Linked DNA regions of Homo sapiens: region 1 is linked to region 2. Evidence: chromatin loops called from intact Hi-C (ENCODE). Cell type or tissue: IMR-90. All regions are shown on one strand. Each heading gives the region's core, and the rest is flanking DNA. Links, peaks and the distances in the headings are about the cores only.

Region 1 (5,378 bases), core at 289-5,288, 460 kb after region 2:
CATTATGGAATCATTGGGGGTGGGGGCAGGGGTGGAGTTGAGAAATCCTGATGTCCAAGTTGCACCCCCACCCCAATTCAATAGGAGCGTTTGGGGTTAGGATCCAGGAATCAGTGCTTGTCTAAAGATCCCTAGGCACTTCAGCAGGCAGCAAAGATTGGAAACCACTGCTTTATCCCTTCATTTCTTCCCATGTGCATATCACAAAGCACTTTGACGGTTTTTTTTCCTAAATATTTTCCCCTCACACTGCTGCCTAATGTTTTAGAGGTTCACCCATGTTGTTAACACGTGTCACACTATTTTCTTGAACTTTTTTTTTTTTTTTTTTTTGAGATGGAATCTTGCTGTGTCGCCCAGGCTGGAGTGTAGTGGCGCTGTCTCGGCTCACTGCACCCTCTGCCTCCTGGGTTCAAGCGATTCTCCTGCCTCAGCCTCCTGAATAGCTGGGATTACTGGCACGCACCACCACGCCCGGCTTATTTTTGCTTTTAGTAGAGACGGACTTTCACCGTGTTGTTCAGGCTGGTCTCAAACTCCTGACCTTGTGATCCGCCCGCCTCAGCCTCCCAATGTGCTGGGATTACAGGCTTGAGCCACCACGCCCGGCCTTCTTGAACTTCTTTTATAGCCAGTGATAACATAAATGTTTCCATTTGGTTCAATAGGATGAAAGTTCTGTTCTGTAGCCTTTTGTTTTTGATGGAGAACAGAACAATTCAAGGTACAGAGATCCTTCAACTCTGACAACCTTGGCTTTCCAAAATGTCACTGAGATCCCCCTCAAAAAGTCTCCTGAGCCATCCAGAACAGAAAATTCAAGCATTTTACATAGAGTAGAGCTCTTATTCCTCACTCAGAGCCTGTTGACTTTTATATCGCACTCGGCGTGAGCTGATTTTGTAACCCAGTTACAAAAGCCATAGCCATGGTTTCCTCAAGGACACCATAGGGTGTATTTCTAGAGTAATGACCTTAGACATTAAGAAAATCAAGACCGCTCTGCTGTTTACAAAGGAAACAGGTTTTGTAATCCACATGTACACAATTTTTATAAAATAGCTAATTTTTAAGCTCTTGAGTAAGAGAATATTTTCACTATCTGGAAAATCCCCTTGTTTGGACAACCTTGTTTCCTGATGGCATCAGATAAATAAGGAGTTAAAGTTTCACATTATTTGGTGCTACCAAGGATTGTTGCCTTGAAAAGAAGAAGGAAAAAGTAGATGGAGGGTGGTGAGTTAAAAGAATTGAAATTCGCGGATAGGCATTTCTATGCTTTTGTTCCTACCACTCGACTGTGCAACACGCAGTGCTTTGTAATACCTTCTTGGAGCTCAAAGGTCAGGCTGAAACATGGCCGCTTTTTCACATTTCCCTGGGACTTTTGGAAAATATACACCAACCCTGTGACCTAGCAATTCCGGGATCCACCCAAGAGAAATGAAAACATGCCCACACAAGACTTGTGTATGAATGCTGGTAGCAGTATTACTCATAATAGCCTCCCGGGATTCCCCCGACCCCCAGCCCAAAAGAAAGACCCACTGGAAACCATTCAGATGTTCATCAGCAGATGAGTGGATAGAAAGATAAATGGATAAATGAAATGTGGCACAAAGGACAACTGACTACTCAACAATAAAAAGACGTGAAGTATGACACGTGTTACAACATGGGTGAACCTCTAAAACATTAGGCTAAGTGAAAAGAAAAAATCCAGACACAAAAGACTACATATTATATGACTCATTCGTATGTAATTTGCAGAAAAGGCAAAACTATAGAGACAGAAAGCAGACCAGGGATGGCTGCAAGGAAGAGGTGGAGATTGACCACCAATGGGAATGAGGGAACTCTTGGATGATGGAAGTGTTCTGGAACTGAGTAGTGGTGATGGTTGGACAGTTGTGTAAATTTACGGAAGCTCATGGAATGATGGGTGAATTTTTTTTTTTTTTTTTTTTTGAGATGGAGTCTCACTCTGTCACCCAGGCTGCAGTGCAGTGGCGCTGTCTCGGATCACTGCAAGCTCCGCCTCCGGGTTCACACCATTCCCCTGCCTCAGCCTCCCGAGTAGCCGGGACTACAGGCGCTCACCACCACGCCCGACTAATTTTTTTGTATTTTTAGTAGAGACGGGGTTTCACCATGTTAGCCAGTATGGTCTCGATCATCTGACCTCGTGATCTGCCTGCCTCGGCCTCTGAAAGTGCTGGGATTACAGGTGTGAGCCACCGTGCCTGGCCTGATGGGTGAATATTTGATAGGCAGGTTATACTTCAGAAGTAAAGCTATTTTTAAGAAACACCTAAACAAAGAGGAAACATTGTCTGAATATCTGTATGGTGCCTGGTTCCACCTAGATAGACATATCCACCCTTGCTGAACCCCTAAGGTTGATGTAAATATTGGATTTGGGGGAGAGTGGACATGATATAAACCAGCCTGTTTGCAGATGGATTGGTGGGAGCATCTGCAGAAAGGCAAAAAAGGCCAAATACTCTTATCAGTTGCAGATGGCTCTGTTGCTGATGACAGCCTGTGTCCTGGGTTCTGATGCCCCCTAGAGACAGCCGTGAAGAGGCAATTTTCTCCTCGAAGGAAGGAACTGGAATGATTGGTTGTATAATTGCAGAATTGTTTTCAGTATGTCAGCAAGCACTGAAAATGGGGAAACTGTCCCTTCCTACCTCTGTAGGCTGGAGACCTCGGGTTCAGCTCCATTTATCAGGGCACAGGACCTTCCTGTTCTGAGACTTTGTTCCAGGGGACTTTCACACTTCAGAGAATAGCACATGTCATCCTGCACTTTTGTGGGGTGATTAAAAGCTCACGGTATCCTTTTATGTTTAGCCCATCCAATTCTTCCAACTGGCCTCAGCCAGAAAAGCAGGGAAGGCACCCCCAGTTTGCAGCTGAGAGACTCCAGCCTGGGAGAGCTGAATAAATCTTTTGCCCAGAGGGGTTCCTCAGTAAATGCTGGAGATGAGGCTCAGACCTGACCTTTGGATTCCCAGATGGAGTGCTCTGAACCGTGTACCTGGGGCTGTCTTCACCACTCAAATATCGATAGAGATAACATAGAGATGTCCTCAGGAAGATAACCAACTGTTCCCATCCTGTGTGGTCTACAGATTGGGAGATAGGGCCTACCCAAGTGTAGAAATAAACATTTTTTACAACATAGAGAAGGCTGAGAACCAGGATACCAATATCAATAAAATCTGGATATCATAGAGCACATGGAAGCTAAAGAAAAATAAGTAACTGGTCAGGTGTGGTGGCTCACACCTGTAATCCCAGCACTTTGGAAGACCATGGCAAGGCATTGCTTGAGCCCAGGAGTTTGAGACCAGCCAGGGCAACATAGTGAGATACCAGCTGTTAAAAAAAAAAAAGAAAAGAAAAATTAACCAAGCATGGTGGGGCATACCTATGGTCCCAGCTACTTGGGAGGCTGAGGTAGGAGGGTAGCTTGAGCCTGGGAAGTTGAGGCTGCAGTGCTCTGTCATTGCACCACTGCACCCCAACCTGGATTACAGAGTGAGACCCTGTCTCAAGGGGAAAAAAAAAAAAAAACCTAATTTTTAAAAGCATTCTTTGAATGTAAAGGCAGTAAGCTAAGAAACAATTAGGAAATCACATTTACTGAATAATTTACTTAAGTAATCTTTTTCTTCAGGAAACAATGATAACTTTAGCGTATGCATATTTTAAAGATGTGCAGACAGGTCTCTGCCTTTTACCTTCTCTTAATTCTCACCTAATCATGGAAGGAATTTAGCGGGGAGCCTTGCCCCAAGCTGTGGCTCGAAAAACAAGCATGGTATTGACAGGCAGCTCATGAATGGCTTGATTATTATTTTGACAAGGGTTTTATTTTTATTTTTCTTTAGCTTCCACAGGCTCCATAATGCCTGGGTTTTATTGATATTGGTATCCTGGCTCCCAGCCTCTTCAATGATTGTAAAAAATGTTTGTGTTTACTGTAAAAAGATAATCTTGCTTTTCAAAGTGATTAGTCAAATACACAGAATTTCAGTGTGCCTGCCATTCATTTGTCAAATTCCTGGTTTATAATTCATGCTTCCTCCCGTGGGGGAGAAGAATGTTTTGTTCAGAAGGTATTTTTGGTGTGGTTCCGTTCCCTGCTAGTGAAATTAGTTTATGAAAAGAGGCCTGGTTCTGGGTGTAGATGGAAGTTTGGCCTGATTAATTGGTCCTTACCGGCAGCCCAGAGGTTTCTTCATCAACAAGGAGATTTTGTCCTGTAACTAACTCAGGTACCTGGAAGCAGCCCGACATTTGGGGGTGCATCGCTGCAGTCTCCTTTGGAGCTGGAGAAACCTATGAGCAAGAATGGGCTTATGACACATCCATTTCCACTCCATCCCTCCTTCCGTTGTATGACTGCATGGAGCCCCTCTGACCTCCAGCAGTGTCACCTGCAGCCTGGTAGTGAGAAACAGCAGGTATGGATGGGGTCTACCCCCAGCAACAGTAGCGCCAGCTGGGCCATATCCTGGCACTGCTCCCCAGGAAACACACCTTGTGTTGCATTGACCAGATCTGGGATCATTTGGACAATGTCTTATGCTGCTTTTCCAGGATAGCTGTGTGTTCAGGAGGGAGCCCTTACTGAAAGGAAAGAACTGTTGACTTACAAGTTTTTGCTACCGGTTTGGTGGTCACTAATGTGTCCAGAGGCCTGAAGATGGGCGTGTGAGGAGCCTGACTTAGCTTCAGAGGCTCTGTCTTTCGACTCACTTGTGTGCTCACTGCACCCCTGTGCTGGCAGGACTCCAACCTCCACCCCCAGCACTTGTGTGGACAGAGAGCCCAGTGCTCAGGAAAGGGTTGGGCTTCAGGCTTGTGATGCAGATTCCGTGGTGGCTCTGTGACTCCTTCTGGTCGTTCTTAAAGTAGACAGGGAGCTTAGATGTCACCTGTGCATTCCCCTTGTTGTCCTACGAGTGAGTAAACAGGGCTACAGATAGCACTAAGGGATCTGCGCATGGCTGTGCAGCTCATTCATGGCATTTCTGGTCCTGGGTCCCAGTCTCTGAACTCCTTCCTGGTCTGACGTCCCTTTGTGAATGTTCAGGAAAATGTCACAGGGCTGCTTGGCAGCATTGTAACCATAATTTGTGCTTTACTGTAAATGAGAATCAGGCTGAGGATTGACCAGCTGGTTAGAGGTCCTGGTTTGGGTGTAAATGAAGACCCTCACCAGATGCAGAGAGATCCCCAATGGACATAGCCTCCAGGGCAGACGAAGCCTTAGGGGTTCTGTTTTGTCCTGGCTACGCTGGCTCTGCAGGGAGGGCTGGGGTTCTTTCTCCTTTGTGTGTTTATACATTAGATCTGTGAGTGGA
Region 2 (5,378 bases), core at 206-5,205:
GTAAAACATCCCTGTGGTTCCGGTAAAGTCCCACCAATTTATCCTGAGAAACAGAAACCACATTAGTTTTAACGAGTAAGCTTCTGAAACGTTTAGGAACTGTCAACAATTAACTTAGGGAAATACTTCCTCACTGTGGCACGGTGTCGCATGCTGAGCGCAGCACGTTCTCAGGTACTCTAGAGCCTGAGCCCACCTCAGAGGTAGGTGGGGCCCGTGGGGTCACTGGCCCCTCAAAGATCCCCAGGGAAGGTACACTCCCAGACACACAAGTCTCAGACCCGAATCCTGGGAGCCCAGGCAGGCCTCTGGACCTGGCCCAGATGGGCGTCTGGAGACGTCAGGGACTGGACCTTGTAAGCTTGCCTGGTGGCTGCCCTGCCAGCCCGGCATCCTCCTCTTCCACTCCACACTCTGGATCATCCTTTGTGTCTTCCAGTTCTTCTCCACACATCCTCTCCTGAAGTCAGAAAAGAATCCACAGGCATTCCAATTAAACATGGCAATGGGGTCGTCCTGCACAGTCTGGGGCTGGACATTCAGGACATGGAGGTGTCCTGTCTGGCTTGTGCCTGCACTTCCTGCTGAGATTCAGAATAGGCCAGGTTCAAACGCTCCAGCCAGCCATGGGGAAATCAGGTTTTGTGCATAAGAGCACGTATTTACTGAAAGGAACTAAAGGACAGCCCAGCCTGGGGAGACCAGAGAAAGGGCAGGGAAGGAAGCACTGCTTTCAAAGCTGGCACCCCGTGCTCAAATGTGCAGAATTCCCCCAGGTCCACACCCATGGGCGTTACAGTACCTGGACATTTCTGCTTCCTCTAACAGGTTTAAAAGAAAAGTCAAGGATCAGCGGAAAAGGCCAAGTGCAACGCTCTCTGTTCAGTGCCTGTTGGGTCTTAGGTTAGCCCATCTTTCCATGGTGAACCAAAGAAAATGAAAGCCCTCATCTGCCAGATGGCTAGAGCTAATGTCAGACAGGAAGCAGCTTTCTAAAACAATCCAGCACTTACTGGGATATTTTCTGCTTTCATTGTTGAATCTTCTATTTCAGAGCAATATATTTTCCAAAATAAGCAGTATTTGTCCATGATGTACAAGCGTAAGTTTAAAGTAATTTTGGACTCTTTAGGGATTTGAAAGTAAAGACCCTTTGGCACCAGAGAATGGACATTTTCACAATACCCTGTTTGGTCAAGAGTCTGGTTTAGCCACAAGAAAACCAGGAAAACCTAAAATTTTATAAAATATTGAATGACAGCAAGCTACTAAGAAATATTCTTAATATTCCCTCAAGATTCTATTCTACAGTCACTCTGGATTGTACAAAAACCTAATACCTAATTCCACTCCATCCCAGCAATCTGGGCTTTTGCAGTGGAGGAGGAAAGAAAGACAAATTTGTCTTGCTTTTTGTTCTGCTTGACAGACACTGGTCCATGGCAAAATTTGAAATTCAGATTTTTCAATATTTCCTTAACGATGCAAGGTTACGGCCAATTCCCATGTGTTCTGTTCCATTTTGGTTTCGTTAGAGCTTGTCTAGTTAAGAGAAGAGAACCATAAAAAATCTAATTACAAAGGCCTCTCCACGCAACACCCCCCTCCCATGATAGCCCGGAGATTCTGAGCCTAGACCAAGGCCCTGCTGCCACGAGAAGCCCACAGCCAAGTCGTCTGGGAAGCTGCCTGGCAGGTTCAGACCACGGCTTCACTAAGCAAGGACAACCTGATCACTAGGAAAGTGAGAGGTTCATGGGGTGATATAGTATCACCATACCTTGCTGCCGTCTCCAGGGGCAGGCTGTCTGGGTCTGTCATTCTGAGAAGTCCTCGCATGACGGCTCACGTCCTCGGAATTTCCTGGGTGTGCTGCCCTCCCCAAGCAACAGAAAGAGGATAAGCAAATGAGGGTGGCTCCCAAGGGGCTGGACAATCAAAAGAGGAAATAGTACACTGGGGACCTTGCAAACATGTTGATAGCCATGACCCAATTCTATCTCTCTCTCTCTCTTTTTTTTTTTTTTTTTTTTTTTTTTTTGAGATGGAGTCTCCCTCTGTAGCCCAGGCTGGAGTACAGTGGCACCATCTGGGCTCACTGCAACCTCCACCTCCCGGGTTCAAGTGATTCTCCTGCCTCAGCCTCCCGAGTAGCTGGGATTACAGACGCCTGCCACCATGCCTGGCTAATTTTTGTACTTTTAGTAGAGATGGGGTTTCACTATGTTGGTCAGGCTGGTCTCGAACTCCTGACTTCAAGTCATCCTCCTGCCTCAGCCTCCCAAAGTGCTGGGTCAGTTCTATCTTCTTGACCTTCACTTTGCCATTTGCTGCAATGCTCTCCAGAAGACAGGAGTACCTGCCAGGTGTCAGGAGATGCAAAGTGAGGTTCCACTCAAGCATTTCTGAGCTGGAATTGTGATCTGTTCTTCCATCGATTCTGGCATTCAATGGACTCACATTTCCAGTTCTAGTCCTGGATCCTTCTTTTTGCTCACCGGTGGTTTTGCTCACAAGAGAGGTCATAATCACCCACGTTCAGTGAGTCTCCCTCCTCTCCTACCAAATCAGTACCGACTTGGAAAGGGATGACTTTCTTGTCCTCCTTTGCACCTCCACACCCCACGCCCCCAAATCCATATGTGTGTGTGTGGTGTTCAGATCCCTAAAAAAAATACACAGTTTTGCATTTCAGCTGAAAATACCTATGTAACACATTTTGTTTACTAAAGAACAAATGAATTATTTAGTTGTTATCTATATAAGTAAATTTTTAAATTTATTTACAGAACTGTATAAATTAGCAAAATTTGGTTTGGCAAAATTTAATTGTGGGCACTTAAAAATACCAGCACACTTGAGTTCTCTCGGCCATAGAGTTTTTATATCACACAGTAGTAGGTGCCCATGTAGTTAGCTGGTAAATAAGTTCAGAAGCCAGGTCAGCCCTGTTCATGACTGCATCCCTAACGTCTAGGACAGTGCCTGGCACGTCTGTAGATGCCCCATTGACAGCGAATGAACGAATAAAGGAATACATGAATGAATGAATGAGAAAATGAAGTAGATAACCCATTATCAGTTTTCCACCTTTCCTAATGTTTTTATGTGTTGTGAGCTATCAAATGTTTACTTGTATTTCATTCCTAATTGAGGTTCATTAAATCTTTAAAAATGAATGCACTAATTACTCATTTGGAAGCACACCTGGAGGTATCAGAGCACTAATCACAGAGGTAAGTTATCATCCAAGGCTGCAGTAGACGACAATGGCCACTAAGGGGAGCCACACAACCTGTCAAAGAGCAGCATTCGACAGAAAAAAACACACCCAGTATGGTGGTTTTGCCCCCAGCACTTCCCAGCACACTGCACCACCACAAAATTGCTGTTGCTATTGTACTCTATAACGTATGAGTCACCAGAACAAACTGAGAAAAAAGGTCAGAACTGCAGTTTGCTGGGCATCAAACTTTCAAAAAAGTAGCCCCCGCTTCCCTTCTCATATTTTTCACATCTCTTGATGCAAAGATCCTTCTGGTTTAAAAATTAAATGCAAATAAAAGTATTTGTGGATGACAACTGAATCCATTAAAAATTCAGCTGGAGAAAGAAAGCAAAAGTATGACTTACAGATTGAAAAAAAATTAATTTTTAAAGCAGTGGTCAATTATTTCCTGATCCCGGCAACAATTTTGTAAAAGAACATTTCACTGTTGACATATTCAGTTTCACTCTCTCTGGTAAAGAAACTTAAGGCATGTTCAGGCTGACCGGGAAATCACATCAGATGCAATTATGATCCTATTGGTCAAGTTTCAAAGGCTTTGTCTGTAACTGAGTGTAGGAAGAAAGAAATTTCCCACAAACTCCTTCCCTCAAAAGGTCTGCATAACCTGTAAATATTTTCAGGGCCATTATAAGCTGCAGATGTTATCAACAGCCAAGATCGCACAAACTTTTAAAGACCTGGCCCACCAATCAGGCTGCTTCAGAAATAGTCTTTAAAACATTTGCAAGGAGCACAAGTTAATTTCCCTTTGAAATGTTGTGAAATGTTCATGCCTTATTTAGAGCAAGAAGCAATTGATTCCACTGGGCTTCTTGCTTACAGTTCTATTTCTATGGCACATAAAATTATAGGATACCTCCAAAATAACCGTCAGGAAAAAGAAGGGAGAACAGATAAAACTTGAAAAAAACAGAACAAGTCAAAAAAGCAACTCTAAGAATCACTGACTAATTTAAGACTAACATCCAATTAATGGCCTACTGAGATTCCCAGGGAAGAGAAGGTTCCGGAATCTGCATTGTTCGGTGACCCATAAGAAGTTCTAATCCACTAACACTTGCTGATTTCCATGAAGAGAGAAACAGACGAGAAACTGCAGAGCACCGAGCTAATCTGTGATCACATTTGCAGCCCCAACTCACCAACTTGAAAAAAACCTGAGATGTCAGCACTAACTGTCATAATGGTTGCAAGCTGAAGCCGGTTGGCTGAAAACCTTCCTGAGTGAATTAAAATCCTGACTGCGGGCCCTCGAGGGGAAAGAAGATGTGGGTGAAACTGGGAACTAGCCATGATTTATACAGGCAGTGAAAAGACCATAACTTAGAATTTTTTTTTAAATAAAGAGTTTTAGTAATCTAATTATATCCTAATTATAATGATAACCCTTCTTCCTTCAAGGGACTCAAGCATGCTTCTGGAACATTCTCTGTGCAAGTCCCCTCATTTGCTGTTTTAAAATGAGAGTTGGTGAATCTCAGAGTGAATTAAAGTGACATGTTTGGCATCTGACTTCCAGCTCAGTTTCCTCTGCCCAGACCACACCGACTCCCAGCTCTTGAAACAGCCCCAGTGGGATTCTCCAGGAGGAGCCATCTCCCCAATTAGGAGAAAACATCCTCGTCCCTGCTCACCCCTCTGGCCCGTGCAATTTCCACATTTCAATATGCAATGCATTTTCTTTTTCCATTCCCAGCCAAGGAACTGAAACATCCAAGCACAGAGGCTGTGCGAGGCCCCACAGCCTCATTTGTGAAGCGTGTCCATAAACTCCAACAGCTAGACAGCTCAGTGCCCAGGGACCCGACCGGCTTCCCTTCATTCCTAACTCAGTGCCACAGGGCAAGTCACTTAACCGCCTCATTAGGATCACAGCACAGCCCCGCCCTGCCATGCCTCCTTCCCCGGTGCCTGCTCACCCCATTAATATCTGTAAAGATCCATTAAGCCTTCCAGCATAAAAGCAAAACTGATCACTATTATCATCAATAAACTCCAAGGCACGCTCACCTGTCGACACCTAAGGTGGATCAGTCACCACGTGGAGAGAAAGCCTGGCACCTCGGCTGCCTGTCAATCCCCTAAT

Evidence for each region. Hi-C counts contacts between places; a loop is a spot of excess contacts. Peaks named below come from ENCODE experiments on the same cell type or tissue, not always from the same donor. Only the 100,000 strongest peaks of a DNase experiment are listed, where the experiment ranks them.
Region 1: a loop joins it to region 2, with 10 times the contacts of the local background. A loop is called at or near these places in 11 of 110 quality-filtered maps.

Annotation. Positions count from the first base shown.
Region 1 is chr15:98,902,103-98,907,480 of GRCh38, forward strand. The region is part of intron 5 of IGF1R (insulin like growth factor 1 receptor); the gene reads left to right. Among named protein-coding and RNA genes, the nearest start is that of PGPEP1L, 100 kb to the right of the region's middle. In IMR-90, for the core only: a CTCF peak has its summit at 2,566 (motif pointing left); DNase peaks (open chromatin) are centred at 1,439, 1,749 and 2,539; H3K27ac peaks cover 3,101 bases.
Region 2 is chr15:98,439,291-98,444,668 of GRCh38, forward strand. It overlaps the pseudogene FAM169BP. Among named protein-coding and RNA genes, the nearest start is that of LINC02351, 21 kb to the left of the region's middle. RefSeq lists a silencer at 1,919-1,968. In IMR-90, for the core only: a CTCF peak has its summit at 3,279 (motif pointing right); a DNase peak (open chromatin) is centred at 3,341; H3K27me3 peaks cover 1,345 bases.